Linked DNA regions of Homo sapiens: region 1 is linked to region 2. The links are chromatin loops, found by intact Hi-C in ENCODE. Cell type or tissue: mammary epithelial cell. All regions are shown on one strand.

Region 1 (8,000 bases), 220 kb before region 2:
GAGTCTTGTTCTGTCACCCAGGTTGGAGTGCAGTGGCGCCATCTTGGCTCATTGCAATCTCCACCTCCTGGGTTCAAGTGACTCTCCTCTGTCAGCCTCCTAAGTGGCTGGGATTACAGGTGCATGCCACCATGCCTAGCTAATTTTTGTATTTTTAGTAGAGACGGGGTTTCGCCATGTTGGCTGGGCTGGTCTTTAACTCCTGACCTCAGATGATCTGCCCTCCTTGGCCTCCCAAAGTGCTAGGATTATAGGTGTGAGGCAACGTGCCCAGCCGAAATCTCCTTTTTTTTGAGACAGAGTCTCACTCTTGTCGCCCAGGCTGGAGTGCAGTGGTGCGATCTCGGCTCACTGCAATCTCTGCCTCCCGGGTTCAAGTGATTCTCCTGCCTCAGCCTCCTGAGTAGCTGGGATTATAGGTGCGCACTACCACACCTGGCTAATTTTTGTATTTTTAGTAGAGATGGGGTTTCACCATATTGGTCAAGCTGGTGTCGAACTCCTGACCTCGTGATCCACCCGCCTAGGCCTCGAAATCTCCTTTTAATACACTTAAACACACCATGCCTTCGAATCTGTGAGTTGGGCTTCTTCCCTAAGGGAGCTGCTTTGTGTGGACGCTCCACTCCCTTGCCGTCTGACTGGTTGTTCTCTAGACTTTACCACTATGGCACGGCTGCTGGCGTTAACTTCTTTTCATAATCACTGCATGAACTTCCTTTGTTTCAGTCAGTCTTCCATGGGATCCTTGGTTTCCAGGTTCCTGTGTCTTTGTCTCTCTTGCTTCAGTTCCCTCCCCTGAGATGACCTATTTCCTCACTCCCGCCTTTTTTTTGGTAAAATATATCCTCTCAATAGCAGGTAGGCAGAGGATAATTTTTTTGAGAAATTGGTTGTCTGAAAATGTCTCTATTATATTCTAACATTTGAATCATAGATTGGCTAGTTATAGAATTGTATGTTCAAATTTATTTTGTCTTGGAATTTTGAAGACATCGTTCCAGTGTCTTGTAACTTTGTTACTGTGAGCAGTCCAATACCATTTTCCTGATCCACTGTGTGTGGCCTCTTTTGCTTTTTATGGGAGGCTTTCAGAAAAACTTCTCTCTCTCTCATCACTAGTGTTCTGACATTTTTTAAATTATATTCTTTGGTGTAGATCTTTTTTTCATTTGTTTTATTGGACACCAAAATAGTCTGTTCACATTGAAAACCTATGTATTTCAGTTCTGGGGAGTTTTCTTATACTATGTCTTTCATGACTTCCTCCCCTTTGATCTTTTTTTCCTCTCTAATTATTATTATTTAGACATGGACTTTGGAACTGAAACTCTAATTTGTTTATTCTCCCAACATTTTCTAGCTCTAGTTTTCATCTACTTTTGGGAAGTTTCTTTAACATTCTGAATTTTTATAGCCCCTGGTCTAGTTCATGGATGGAATGTGAATGTAATACATCCTTAGTGTTTCTGAAGATAATAATTGTTGTAGCCTGGGCATGGTAGCTCATGCCTGTAATCCCAGCACTTTGGAAGGCTAAGGGGGAAGGATCCCTTGAGCCCAAGAATTTGAGACCAGCCTGGGTAACAAAGTGAGACCCTGTCTCTACAAAAACTCAAAAAATTAATCAGGCATGGTGGTGCACATCTGTGGTCCCAGCTACTTGGGAGGCTGAGATTGGAGGATCACCTGAGCCCAGGACGTGGAGGCTGCAGTGAGCTGTATTTGTGCCAATACACTCCATCCTGGGTGACACAGTGAGGCCTGTCTCAAAGAAAGAAAAATTCAGTTTCTTCATCTCAGCTACATTTCAAGCCAACAATAGCTCCATGTGGCTAGTGGCTACCATACTGTGCAGTGCAGATGTGGTACATTTCCATCACAGCAGAAAGTTCTGTTAGACGGTGTCAGAATTCAGAGTTTGTGGTGCATTTTGTTCATGACTTCATTTCCACCAATGGTATTAATTTGTCATGTGCTATAAGAAAAAGCCTAGATGCACTTAAGCATTTTTGACAAATGAAGGTTGAATGACATCAAGACACACTGCACAGCTGGCTCTTCCTTGATAGTTCCAGTAGAGAAAGGTGGTGCATAGATCGAGTCACTGCACCATGTGTGCTCATCTAACCGTGCTGAACTCAGAAGAAACCACACCATGGTAGTTAAGACACATTGACATGGAGGGTAGTCGTTTAGTTTTAGCCTCGTAATGTCATCATCACCATAAAATCAGTCTTGTTCTGTCAGTGTTATTACTTTTGTAGTTTTCTTTGTATTAACTTTTACAAATTGTATCTTGCTTTTATAGCTGTATAAGAAAAATAAAGCAGAAGTTTTTATTTTTTACTTCTTCATATTTAGGTTTGATACCCCCTTTCTTTGTGATCAATCAGATAGAATTATTTTTCCTATGAAAGAGGTCTCTAAATGATTTATGTTGGGATGCAGCAATAAAATAATAATACTATGTTAGTGGGTACCTATTCCACATTAGGTACTCTTCCAAGTGCTTTGCATAGATGGCGTTATTCACTTCTCATATGGCTTGTGAGGCTAGCACTATTATTGTCCTTATTTTATTTTATTTTTTGTCTTTATTTTTTGGTCCTCATTTTAGAAAGGAGGAGACTGAGGCTGAGTGTTTAAGTGACTTGTCCAAGGTTATACACCACATCGGGGGTGAGGCTGGGTGTGACCCGGGCATCCTGACTCCATAACCCACTTGCTGTCCCTCCCCTTATGGTGATAGAGGGACAAGCTTTGTCATCAAACAGGCTTGGGATCTAGTTCCAGCTCTTCTTCTATGATTCTGGGAAAGATGTGTAATCTTTCCAAACCTCAGTGTCCTTGTTGATAAAATGGAGACAATGATGCTGTCCTCAGAGATTGTCGTCAGGGGTTAAATGAGGTAATATACACAAAGCACTTCACCCAGTACCTGGTAATTGCAAGAATTTTCCAGAAGGAAAACTGAGCTCTCCTTCTGCCACCTGGGAGTAGGGCAGTTGGTGCATTCCAACAGCATATTTTATAGTCAAAGCTTCATCCGCAGTAGAGTGAAGAAACGACATGGAAGGCAGAAGCTGGGGGCAGAAAACATGTTCCCTGGCTGGGCATTTCCTTCCTGTCCTCATGGTGAGACATCATTGATCACTGTGGTCACTGTGCCTCTCAGATGACCCCCTGGTGGGAGTTGCTGCCAACCTCTGAGGGTCCTTCTCAGACAGTGAGTTGGGTGCTGTACAGAAACAAACTTGGGTGGCGCCTACTCCATTTCCAAATATCTCTGGGCTCTGGGAGTTTGGCCCAGCTCTTCACTATGCTTATTTCAGAGGACAAATAGAGGTGGGAGGCATCTCTGGACAGCAACAGCTGGTGTGGTCAGCAAAGGCAGGAGGCTGATGCTGCAGCCAGGCCTGGGGTGGGTTGGCTTTGGGGTTGTTTATGAGATGTGTTGGCCCTTTCAGCCTGGTAGGAGAGAATGAGCAAAAGCCCTAGAGCAGGAGCAGACATCAGGCATGTAGGGAACAATGAGTCAGCCAGCCTGGTGCTCACGGCAGTGTGGTGTCTTGCTCTGATATACACACACAGGCACACGCATGCCCCAGGGACACACTCAGTCTCTTTGGGTTCCGGACTTATTTAGGACGCAGGGAGAAACAAGGAAGTTGGGGCTCCTTCCCTCATCACTGACCCTCCAGGAGACTGAGCAGACGGCATTGAGGGAAGGAGAGCAGCCAGTGGCTTCATTCCCCGGCCTGCCGTCGGCTGGGGGCTGCTGCCCATCAGGATGGTTCCCTGAGTCAGAGAGAGGAATAACACAGGACTGACTGGAGGGCTGCCTGCAAGACTCCCAGCACCTTGGGGACCCCTCAGTAACTCCGGGAAGTGAGAGCAACTTACTGGAAGTTGCTAGTCTTAGCCCTCCTTGAGTCACCCACACTGCGGTGGCAGGACGACCCTGTGTCTCTGCTACTGTGACCGACCCTACCTCCTGGCTTCTGCTGCCCATCCCTTTGGCTGCCTTGTGGTCTTTACCAAATGCCTCTTCTCTTGGCCATCTGGTTTTTGCCTCTGTCTAAAATTCTTCAGGAGAGAGGACCTGATACCTAAGTCCAGTTAATCCTGTAGTGCCTGTAGGACGAAGTAATTTCCACCAGGCATTCTCGTGTGCCAGGCCCCACACAGACAGAGGATTGTAGAGACGTGCTCACCCACATCCTATTCACCCACTCACTCAACAAATGCACGTGATGGAGGAGTGTCTGCCAGGGTGGTAGGCTCGGTGGTAAAGAGCGTGGTCCCTACGTGCAAGAAATCTCCTGTGTAGCTGTGGCACCAAGAGCAACATCACTGTCACTCTAGGGCTTGTCTGTGTGTAAACAAGCAAAATTCTCGGGGCAAAACCAAACCAAACCAACACCTTTATTATTTGCGCCCACCATCCATTCAGACCTGCTCTGTGGGGCTCATTCTTCCAAACTTTGGCTGAAATCTCAGAGGTCCCATGACCTTTCCGGTGACATTAGACATGTCCTTCAGTTGCTCCCTCAAGATTCATTTCTGTAACTTACATGTGCAATGCCATGAATAATTGAAAACCGATTTAAAGTTGACCCTGTCCTCTCATCTAGCTCGAGAGGGCAGTGCTGGTGGCTTGTGGTGGGGAAGGCACGTGGTCAGCGTCTTCATACTTCTCACCCGCCCATGCTCAGTCCTCTCCTTCCGCAGTCCGATGACCATGGTTTCTGCTCCTTCTTCCCCGAAGTTGGGAAAGGACAGAGAAAGGAGAGAGGTGGCAGGAGAAGTCTTCCTTGGTTTGCATTGTTGTGAGTGGGTTCTGGGATGTTCCCGGTCTGTGGGTGTTTAAGGCTGATGCTTCCTCTGTTGGCCATCATTGATGGGTCCATTGGAGACAGAGGCTCTGAGAGCTCAGACCCCTGCCTGCAGTTTTATGATGTAACAAAGGCATTTCTTCTTCTCTGGCTGATTTACGACTTCTTCCTCTCTCCTAAGCATGGTCTTGCTGGACGGGATCTGAGAAAATCCTGGTCAATGCTCTCTCTGTGGCCAGCCTCTCGTGCACAGGGAGCTCTCAGCCAAACTCTCAGTCTGTATCTTCCAAAAAGAAGCACTGATCTCTCTTTTTCCAAAACCTTTAACTATACCCTGAGGTAAAGTTCTCATTTCTATTGGCAAGGTTGAGTCTAGGCTAAAGTGCAAAGTGGAGGGGAACTGGGAGTGGTGATGAGAGGACCGGCATCGAAGAGACTGGCCCCCGCACTGCGTCCCCTAGAAGGGGGACAGGTAAGCCAGGTGTGGCCCTGAATTAGGAAGTCCACTTAAAACTTTAGTGAACAATCATCAGATGCTGATTGGTGGATGTCGCTGAAACCCTGCACTCTGGAATGAAGCAAGATCTGATGCTAAGAGTTCTGGGTTCAAGTCTCCACTGGTCAACCCTCTAGTGTAAGCTTTATGGTCTCCCTGGGCCTCAGGTCTCTCCTCTATTTTTTTTTTTTTTTTTGAAACAGAGTCTTGCTCTGTCGCCCAGGCTGGAGTGCAGTAGCGCGATCTCAGCTCACTGCGACCTCCGCCTCCCGAGTTCAAGCGATTCTCCTGCCTCAGCCTCCTGAGTAGCTGGGATTACAGACGCGTGCCACCATGCTCAGCTAATTTTTTGTATTTTTAGTAGACGGGGTTTCACCATGTTGGTCAGGCTGGTCTCAAACTCCTGACCTCATGATCTGCCTGCCTGGGTCTCCCAAAGTGCTGGGATTACAGGCGTGAACCACCGCACCTGGCCAGGTCTCTCACCTATTAAATAGGGATATTAATAAGCAATTTCAGAGGACACCTGAAAGAATAGAAGGAAGTAACAAGTACTTCGCACACTCAGAAATACGAAGCAAATAGTAAGCTTGTTAGTCACCTGACATATTCATACAGATGACATTTATTAAAAACAAATGATGAGGCCTGTAATCCCAGCACTTTGGTAGAGTGAGGCAGGGGGATCATTTGAGTCCAGGAGTTCAAGACCAGCCTAGGAAACATAGGGAGACTCTGTCTCTAATTCAAAAAAATAAAAAATAAAACAAACAAAACCAAATGATGAATAGACCTTATTTTGGTCTAGTGGAGGGGATAAAAGTTGCGTTGGTTCCTGTTTCTAAGAGCCAACAGTCTTCACTTATTTGTCTCCTGGTAGGGGTCCTGTTGGGGTCTCTGGGTGTCAGGAGGATGCTGGGTGCTGGGGCAGGGGTATGTGGGAACCCAGAGTGAGGAGAGGACGACTGGAAGGAAAATGGGGTAGAGCTGCCCCCAGGCCTGCAGCGAGTGGAATCCACGAGTGTCTGTGTTTTGGAAAGTGTTGCTCACTGACCTTTTAACTTTGCAGGATTTTGATTCAGATTTAGAACCAGAAAGCGCTCTAGTGAGGACTTTAGATAGCGTCTTCACCAACCCCATTGCTCTAGTGAGAAGGGACTTTAGATAGCGTCTTCACCGACCCCATCACTCTAGTGAGACGGGACTTTAGACAGCATCTTCACCTCCATTACTTGGAGGCCCCAAAAGATGAAATGACTTGTTCAGGGCTTCACAGCAAATGCAAAGCAGAGCAGAGATCAGAACAGAACGGGCGGCTCCCTGCCCTCCACTGGCCCATCCAGGGCCTTAAAGGACCCTCTCCCTCCTTCAAGCAGGTGAATTTGGTAAACATGTGTGAGCATTTTCATTTGGAGCAAGGGGAGGACAAGTGTCGCCTTCTCACATAACTAGAGGTTTGTAGTCATGGTGCTATTTTCAGAACAAAGGGCCCGGACACCTGAATGGACACATCTGAAGATAGATGCCCATCCTTAAATGAGGTTACTCGTGTTCATTTTAGGGGAGTGTCTATTTAAAAAAAATCACAAGAGCTCCGTATAGTCAGGAAAATGTTCCAGCACACCTGCAGACTGTCAACAGTCTGCTTATATTAATTATTCTATTTTAAATATAATATCTAAAGTTATTTCCAGCCATGTGATGAGGTAGGCTAGTGACTCCGAATATTATGCAGACTTGCTTTTCTTACAATTGCCTTAATGTCATCTGACTTCCTCACCCTTTGTCTTACTCTACTCCTGCCTCAGCCTCCCAGGTAGCTGGGATTATAGGCCCCCGCCACCACGCCTGGCTAATTTTTGTATTTTTAGTAGAGACAGGGTTTCACCATATTGGCCAGGCTGGTCTCGAACTCCTGACCTTAGGTGATCTGCCCACATTGGCCTCCCAAAGTGCTGGGATTACAGGCGTGAGCCATCGTGCCCAGCCAATCCCCCAACTGTAAAACATCATCTCAATGCTAGCTACATTTTGAGGACTGACACAGCAGAAGCAAGTTCTTGTGGGGGGCAAGCGGGGAAGTAAACGATTAAGAGGACTCTTTTTTTTTTTTTATTCCATTTTTACACATCCACCTGTTTGCCATGAAGTCACAACATTTTATCAAAATATACACACAGCACAAATACCTTTAAAATGTATGGTTGGAATTCTAATTCAACTCAATTGACTGCTGCAAACAGCATGCATGGGCCATTGATCTTGAATGATGCCTACGGAGGGGCTTATGAGTCATGAAATCACCAGTCATGGCACGAGAAGGGGTTAAGGTTCTTTTCCCAGGAGACTTATGCACTTCATTTCTTTTCTTGTTATAGTGTGAGAATGGCAGTGAGTGACTGTGCCAATACTGGAGTCTGCTGAGAATGGGTGGATGGAAAGGTTTTTACTGGCAAGGGTGAAATGATACTATCTTTTCTATCTTGACAAGATAACAAGCGAAGGTGTCTAGCAAACCTTCCCTCTCACTTTCCACTTGTCCTCTTGACCATGGATTTCATGCCCAATCAGGATGAATGGATTTGTAGATCTCAAGTTACAAGCTATGTTTATTGTAAAGAATTCCCATAAAAACCTATCCAGGGCTGGCCCCCCAGCCATTTACA
Region 2 (8,000 bases):
TTGTATTTCCAGAAAATAAGCCAACCTAGTAACACCACGAGCCCTGTTTGTGCTTGTTTTGAACTGCCTGTAACTCAGATTTGGTCTGGGTGAGAAACAAGAGTTACAAAACAGCATTTTCTGAATGTGAATCCATTTTCAAAGTTCCCGAAAGCTCTTCTTGAGAGCCCGTGGGGCTTTTTATATCTGTTCACTGTGGGAGAGATTTCCAGTTGCCCTTCAATGGCTTTTTTTCCCTCATCTTCCTTGGTATTAAGACTTTTAGATAAACACACAGCTCACAGAATAATCTGTCAGTGCATGGAGGTGTGTCCAATCTGTGCATGTCAGCTGTCTCATGTGCTCCCAAGGAAAAATGGTGGAAAGCCTTAACCTGGGACACAAAAAAAACAGATGAAATTTAATCTCTGAGATGTCTTGAGGAGCCAGAGAAATGTCTAAAGGTAAACATTTTTAGAAAAAAATTATCTATCTTTATTAATTAATCTTCCTCCCCACCTAATTCCTAAAGCACTCAAGGTGACTGCGTAGATACTGTCATTTATTAGATATACTGACAAGGTAACTGACTCTTTAAAACAAGGAATACTTGGCTAGTCTCAGATGAGCATGTGAGGTAACGTTCAAGATAGGCTTCTAATCATAGGTGCTCGATACAGTGATTATTTTTCCAAACACACACCTACATGCACAATTAAAATTGACCTACAGAATCAGTTTGATCTTGCTTTTGGGTCAGTTAAAATTATCTTGTGAGCATTTTGTAATTCTTTTGAAATTCTTCAAACTGATTCCATTGAAAAACAAAGACATCATGTATTCAAATTCCCCTTTATTGTTCAATATGTCTGTTATTCTCACTCTTTATTATTACAAATCATGCTGCAATGGACAGAGACTGGAGAGTATCAGTCACCATCATCCTGGCTGGCTCGTGCAGGTTGAGAAGGCAGCAATCGTGGGGAGGGCAGGAAAGGGTGTCAAGAAATGCCATAAAGGATCAAGGCCCAAGTCACAGATCTGAGAGCAGCCTCAATGGCTGCCATAGAGAGCAAACACAAGCACTTCCTACCTCAAGTCCTATTAGTTTGTCTTGTTTTTATTTGCGACCAAATTGCAATTCATCATCATTTCATTCCAAATTATTGGAATCCCAGAAGCACCTCCTGACTCTTACCTGTTGAGCTCTTGGTAAGAACCTCTATTACTCACAGCAGCAATTTATTTTGATGGGTATGTTAGTGAATATTACACATATTCCATTAATATTACAGACATCCCATTGGTTGAATTTTGATAATTCTTCCTATTTTACAGAGATGAAAACGAAGGGTCACTGCCCAATGCCTTGGCTTGTAGGTCAGGTGACCATGTATCTGACCCTGAACCTCTGCTCCTGACACCACTCCACCATGGTGCTGGTGGTGTTGCCGATGCTGGATGGGGGCTGAAATGTCAAATGACTGGTAAGCTGAGCCCGAAAGGACATCGGGTCCCCCAGAGAGCCAAGCTGAGAGTCAAGCTGAGAAATAAGCCTGTGCTAGCCAATTTACTACAAGCTCCACTGAACAATGACTGTGACATCAGTTCAGGGACAAATAGTGGTGGTGGCCCACTCCTGGTTTTTCAGGATGGGGTTTCTCCACTCTGGCTGCATGGCTGGGTCACTACGGGAGCTTAAAGGAGTTTCCTCTGCATGGTCTACACAGAGGATTCTGAGTTAATACTTTTTGATGGGGCTGGAGCATCGCTAGCTTTGACAAACTCTTCTGGTGATTTCCATGTGCCCCCAGGGTTGCGAACCACTTTTTAGGGACTTCTGAGGCTCTGAACTAGTGGTTGTTGAAAGTGCTAATGTGTCCTGTAGAAAAACACTTTCAGGCCGGGCGTGGTGGTCCATGCCTGTAATCCCAGCTCTTTGGGAGGCCGAGGTGGGGTGGACTGCTTGAGGTCAGTAGTTCAAGACCAGCCTAGCCAACATGGTGAAACCCCATCTCTACTAAAAATACAAAAATTAGCCGGACCTGGTGGGACACGCCTGTAATCCCAGCTACTCAGGAGGCTGAGTCAGAAGAATCACTTGAACTCCGGAGGCGGAGGTTGCAGTTTGCTGAGATCACACCACTGCACTCCAGCCTGGGCAACAGAGCAAGACTCCATCTCAAAAAAAAAAAAAAAAAAAAAAAAAAAAAAGGAAAAGAAAAGAAAAACACTTTTCATCATATAAATTAATCTTACTACTTTAGCAAGAGCCCCAGAAAGATATAGCAGTGGTTAAAAAGGTGATATATAGAGGAATTCCAGTATCTACTTTTCTGTTGTGAAGTCAGAGGGACAGAAACCTAGTGCTTATATGCACAGCAACGTGGGAGGCAGATGTGGGAAAAAGTCTGGGATTCCAGTTTTCATTTCAGCTTAGAAGCTCCTTAGCAGTGAAGCTGTCAGTCTGTCCACTTTCAAATCTTGTAAGTCATGAAATCGCTCATTGCAACCTGGTGTTATTTTTTTCTCCCTCCCTCTTTGCCTCCCCCCTCCCTCCTTCTTTCCCTCCCTCCTTCCCTCCTTCCTTCCTTCCTTCCCTCCCTCCTTCCCTCCTTCCTTCCTTCCCTCCCTCCTTCCCTCCTTCCTTCCTTCCTTCCCTCCCTCCTTCCCTCCTTCCTTCCTTCCTTCCTTCCCTCCGTCCCTCCTTCCTTCCTTCCCTCCCTCCGTCCCTCCCCCTTTCCCTTTCCCTCTCTCCCTCTCTCCCTCCCTCTCTCTCTCTGTCCCTCCTTCTCTCCCTCTCCCCCTTTCTTTCTTTCTTTCTTTCTCTCTCTCTCTTTCTCTTTCCCTCCCTCCCTCCCTGCCCCTTTCCCTTTCCCTCTCTCCCTCTCTCTCCCCCTCTCTCCCTCCTTCTCTCCCTCTCTCTCTCTTTCTCTTTCTTTCTCTTTCTTTCTTTCTTTCTTTCTTTCTTTCTTTCTTTCTTTCTTTCTTTCTCTCTCTCTTTCTTTCTTTCTCTTTCCCTCCCTCCCTTCCTTCCTTCTTTCCCTTCCTCTGTCCCTCCCTCCCTCCTTCCTTCCCATCTTCCTTTCTCAAAGTCTATAATTTAAATGTTAATTGCATCTATAAATACCTTTACAGAAACATCAGTACTGTTTGTAGGCTAAATGTCTGGGCACTGTAGCCTCACTAGTTCCTCATGGAGGTATAAGTAATGTTCAGGGGTCAGTGCCTCTGGCCCAGTGATGGTGGTCCGTTTGAGAAGGGCCCTGCAGTGCTCGACCAATAAGGCAGCCTTCCCGGGTGTGCACCTACAGGCTTTTAAGTCACATTATTAATGGTGTGATCAGACCCACGGCAGGTCTACCCCTGGAATAATAAAGAATGCTGAAAGATAGAGGGAAATGAAAATGATAATGGAGGATTAGGGAATAATATTTCAATCAAATATAAATAAAATCGGCTTCTTCCTTGGACTCTTTTTTTTTTTTTTCTTTTTTTATTTTTAAAGACAAAACCTTTTTTTCAAATAGGGAAACTCAATTCTAGTAGACCATAGTGGCTGGCAACCTATTTTGAGAGAGATGGTTTGGAAGAAGAGCAGCTTCCTTAGGCCAGAACGAGAACCGCGCTGAAGCTAACAGGAGAGGTCTGAGGGCCGCAGCGCGGGGCCCGGCGGGCTGGGCAGTATGCTCCTCTCCAGCCTCAGGGGTGTGCAGGCTGGCTTGGCCATAACCACCAGAGGAGGAGCCGGTGGGAGACTGGGTCAGCTCCTACCTCCCGGGTCTATAAGCAGAAAACGTGGCTCACAGAAAACCACAGTGAAGCCGAGCCCCTTCCTGGGAGCTTTCCCTGCCCAGTGGTTGAGCTCTGGGGACTGGAACGGATGCTGTGGGTCCAGGACTGAGACAAGGTCCCTGGGGACGGGAGTGGTCCCTAGTGGTAGAAGTGGGGACTACACCCAGAATTCTACCCAGGTGAACTGGAAGAGAAGCCCCCTGGGCAAGCAAATATGCCTTTTTTTTTTGTAGCCTCACAAAGGGTTACTAGGTTTATTAGGGTGAGGATGCAATGAATTTTAAAATATCAGACCAAAATTTTTATAATCAGTAATTCATACTCACTGTGGTTCCCATACCAAGAGCCAAGAGCAGAGACACCACTTTCAGTAGTAGTGTGTGGGTTTGGGGAAAAGGGAAAGGAAAGCAACCCTCCTGAGGTTGGGTTGGTAAAGAATAAGGGAAAATTACTTTTCCTTCTTTTCCCAAATAGTCCACACTAGCTTAAAAAAGGATAAGTTTATTTTTCAATAACTTAATTTATTAAAGATAGAACTGAACTGAAGCAGTATATTGGCATTTCTGCTATAATGTTATATATAAGATCACAAAAAACTTTATGTACTGCAAAATCATGTGCTAAAATATAATAAGGCTTCTGGGAAAAAGAATGTTGCAAATTTTTAACCACAGTACTGACAAAAACATTAGGAATCCTAGGAGAAAGAATCAGAGTAAAAATGACAGTTTCAATCCCTTAAAACCAAAACAAAATTGTAGGTAGCTGTATTAGTCCATTGTAATGCTGCTTAGAAGAATCACCCGAGACTGGGTAATTTATAAAGAAAAGAGGTTTAACTGACTCACAATTCTGCAATGTGGGGAGGCCTCAGGAAACTTACAGTCATGGCGGAAGGAGAAGCAAACACATACTTCTTCACATGGCAGCAGCAAGGAGAAGTGCAGAGCGAAGAGAGGAAAAGCCCCTTATAAAACCGTCAGATCTCATGAGAACTCATTCACTATCATGAGAACAGCATGAGGGTAACCACCCCATGATTCAATTACCTCCTGCCAGGTCCCTCCCATGACACATGGGGATTATGAGTACTACAATTCAGGATGAGATTTGGGTGGGGACACAGCCAAACCATATCAGTAGCTTAACAGAAGTGGGTGAGCCACTTAATAAGCAGGTCCAAGAAAGAACAGGTGGTAAAACTGAGTTGAGTAGCAGAAAGTGCCACGAATGAATGTTGAAGGTATCAAGGCTTTTCAAACTCCAATATGCATATGAATAACCTTGAGGTGTTGTTCAAATGCAGATTTTGATTTAGTCAGCCTGGAGTAGGGTCTGGGATTCTGCATTTCCAACAGGCTTACCTGAGATGCTCCGACTGTGAGCTTTTGGAGCACACTTGGGTCGCCTGAATATGCAGTACTGTGTTGAATCCTCCATGCCTGGCTGTGTTCAGCTGGGCTAGTGGACTTTGCAGGAAGCTATTGTTACCGGGAGGTACAAAATCTAAACTCCTGGTAAAAACTGTGAGTCAGCATGCCTTTTCTCCCATTCGGATATTCCCCAAATCGTCAGTCATGGATGAGTTAATTTAGATTGCACAAACATGCACTGTAGCAAAACAGACTCTATTTGGGACTAGGAACTTCTTAACTTTCCTTAGAGAGAGATCTCTACTCTGCTAGTCCTTAGAATTAAGAAACATTAGGGCTGAAAAGAGACATGAAAAGCAGCCTGTTGAACACTTTCATTTTATAGGTGATAAAAATGAAGGTCTTGGGTCACCCAGCTGGGTGGAGGCCCAGGTGGGACTGACCCATTTCCCCAATTGCCTTTCCACTCCATCTGGTGAGCATGGCTACTTCTTAGGAAGGAGATAGGTTTATTTTAGAGGCAATTTTTATATATTCTCCAGTTTTATAATTATTCCCACTGATTCCATTTCTGTTTAGAAGAGGCAATGACGCAGTGGCTGTTCCACTTCCTGCATCCTCAGATGAAGCTTCTGCATCAGTCAGGGATGTGTGTCTCTTTAGAAAATTCCCCTGTCATGTATTGTAATGTGCCATAGTTCTCTTGACTGCTCAGGCTTGTAGGTGTAAGAGGATTCCTGTGGGAAGAATCACAGAGGAATGACGGAAGGGATGGAACGGTGATTTGGAGAGGAGAAATCTCTTCTTGGTTCTCGGTTTATTGATCACGTCACTCCTAGGCATCTTGATAGCACAAAATCTCAGTGAATTTGGTTTAAAATGAACACGATTTCATGTGCATACAGCATACAAGCAGAATGAGGGAAAAGAGTCTGTCATTCTCCATGGGCTGCTGGGAGAAAGGCTGCTGAGTTCTGGCAATGATTGATTTTGCTGGCAAACGGAATGAACTGCACCATTCTCATCATCCTTCTGAACCTTGGATTCTTTCCTTGCTTTCTTTCACCAGGCAGATGATCACACTGTTCCCTTATAGGCTAAGACTTTGATTCTTTCATTCTGCCTTTTGTTATTGATCGTTTTTCACAGATTTTTCTTTCACACTAGATTATGAACAGTTTTGCGTTGGCATATGTAATGACCAACTCTAAAAGAAACTATATGTGAGCAGGTGCACACACACTCATATGTTTATTACAGCTTTCACCAATGTAAAGAGTATATAGCATGCCACTTAAAAATAATAATAAAATATTATATCATATGATACCTTTTATTGTCAATTCCAGTTAGTCAGTTGATTCTCACGAGATGCTTTCGTTGGTATTAACTGTACTCCAGTAACTGCCGCCAACGCATGGTTGCAACTGAAGAACGAATGTACTTCTGCTGTGACAGTTGGCTGGTATTTCCATTTGCATTAGCAAGACAAAACTGAAACAATGAAGACATAGTTGTAACTTCATTCATTTTTCAGTAACATGAGTGATTACTGAATTGAGTGACAGTTTCCAAATACTGGAAGAATATTTCTTTCCTTAAATTTGTGCTATTCACGTCATAGCTACAAGCGTGGCAAACATTGAAGTACAATCTACATCATTCCCATTTTTTCTCATGGCTTCTTTAAAATAGTGAAGCTCAAATGTGTAATAGTTAATGCTTTCTCTGGTGAAAATCCTCCCACGAAAGCCAAATTTAGCCTCTTAATGCGATGTCCTTGAAGGAGAGTTGAGAAGAGGTGTGCAGTAGCCCTCACGGCACAGGTTTCCACCAGACAGAGGCAACATGCGAACCGGCTCCCAAGAGCCCAGGAAACAGCGCATGGAATAAAATCACTTGGAAGTGTCTGGGTACTTATTATTTTTAATGGCAAAAATATTTTTAATTGCTTTTAAAAATTACCATTACTTTTAATGGCAAAAACCACAATTACATTTGCACCATACTTTTCTTTTTAATATAATTTATTCAATTATAAGTTTGTATAATTTTTTAGATAAAATTTAAGAATTTCAATATAACTTATTTAATTGTAAGTTTGTATAATTTATTTTTTGGACAAAATTTATTAATTTTTTCTTGCTTTGTCACCTGAGCTGGAATGCAGGTGATGCCATCATGGCTCACTCCAGCCTCAGCCAACTAGGCTCAAGTGATCCTCCTGCCTTAGCCTCCCAAGTAGCTGGAACTACAGGTATGAGCCACTACATCTGGATATAATTTTTTAAGAAAGGCACTGTTGGTAGCCCATTTTTAGTTATAATGTGGCATATCAAAATAAGATTAAAGATATTCACCAGCATGAAAAATACTACAGTGAAGTATATAATTTAATTTTAAATAATAACTGTATGTAACAAAAAGCACCCTAAATTCCTGAAAACTTAAAAATAAACCCTTGTGTGCGATCACAAGCCAACTCAAGCACATCACTGGTTTAAGGGCAAAGTCTATATCCTATTCATCTTTCAGTTGATCTGCATACAGTAGGCACTTAATAAATGTGTGTTGCATTTATTTAAATTTATTAAATAAAAGATCTGGACTAGATGATTTTTAAAATCTCTCCCAATTTTAATGTTTTTCCTTTTTTAAAAAAAAATTTCCACTTCAACGTAATTAAGAAAACATCAAAATATAAAGAAAAAAATCATCACTTCTGGTCCTACTGCCCAGTTTTAACCATGGATAGCATCTTGATATATTTGTCTCCATTTTTTTTCCAATGAATGATGTTTACAAATTGTAAAGAAATCAACGAATGTAAAAGCATAAAGATAAAACTAAAAA

What was found. Peaks named below come from ENCODE experiments on the same cell type or tissue, not always from the same donor. Only the 100,000 strongest peaks of a DNase experiment are listed, where the experiment ranks them.
Region 1: a loop joins it to region 2, with 8 times the contacts of the local background. A loop is called at or near these places in 6 of 110 quality-filtered maps.

The regions. Positions count from the first base shown.
Region 1 is chr10:6,419,713-6,427,712 of GRCh38, forward strand. It overlaps PRKCQ (protein kinase C theta), which reads right to left. Exons shown (of 18, transcript NM_006257.5): 18 at 7,436-8,000. Among named protein-coding and RNA genes, the nearest start is that of LINC02656, 73 kb to the left of the region's middle. In mammary epithelial cell, no CTCF peak of the experiment used is centred here; a DNase peak (open chromatin) is centred at 3,519.
Region 2 is chr10:6,644,210-6,652,209 of GRCh38, forward strand. No RefSeq gene overlaps it. Among named protein-coding and RNA genes, the nearest start is that of LINC02648, 29 kb to the left of the region's middle. RefSeq lists an enhancer at 4,623-5,288. In mammary epithelial cell, a CTCF peak has its summit at 3,912; no DNase peak of the experiment used is centred here.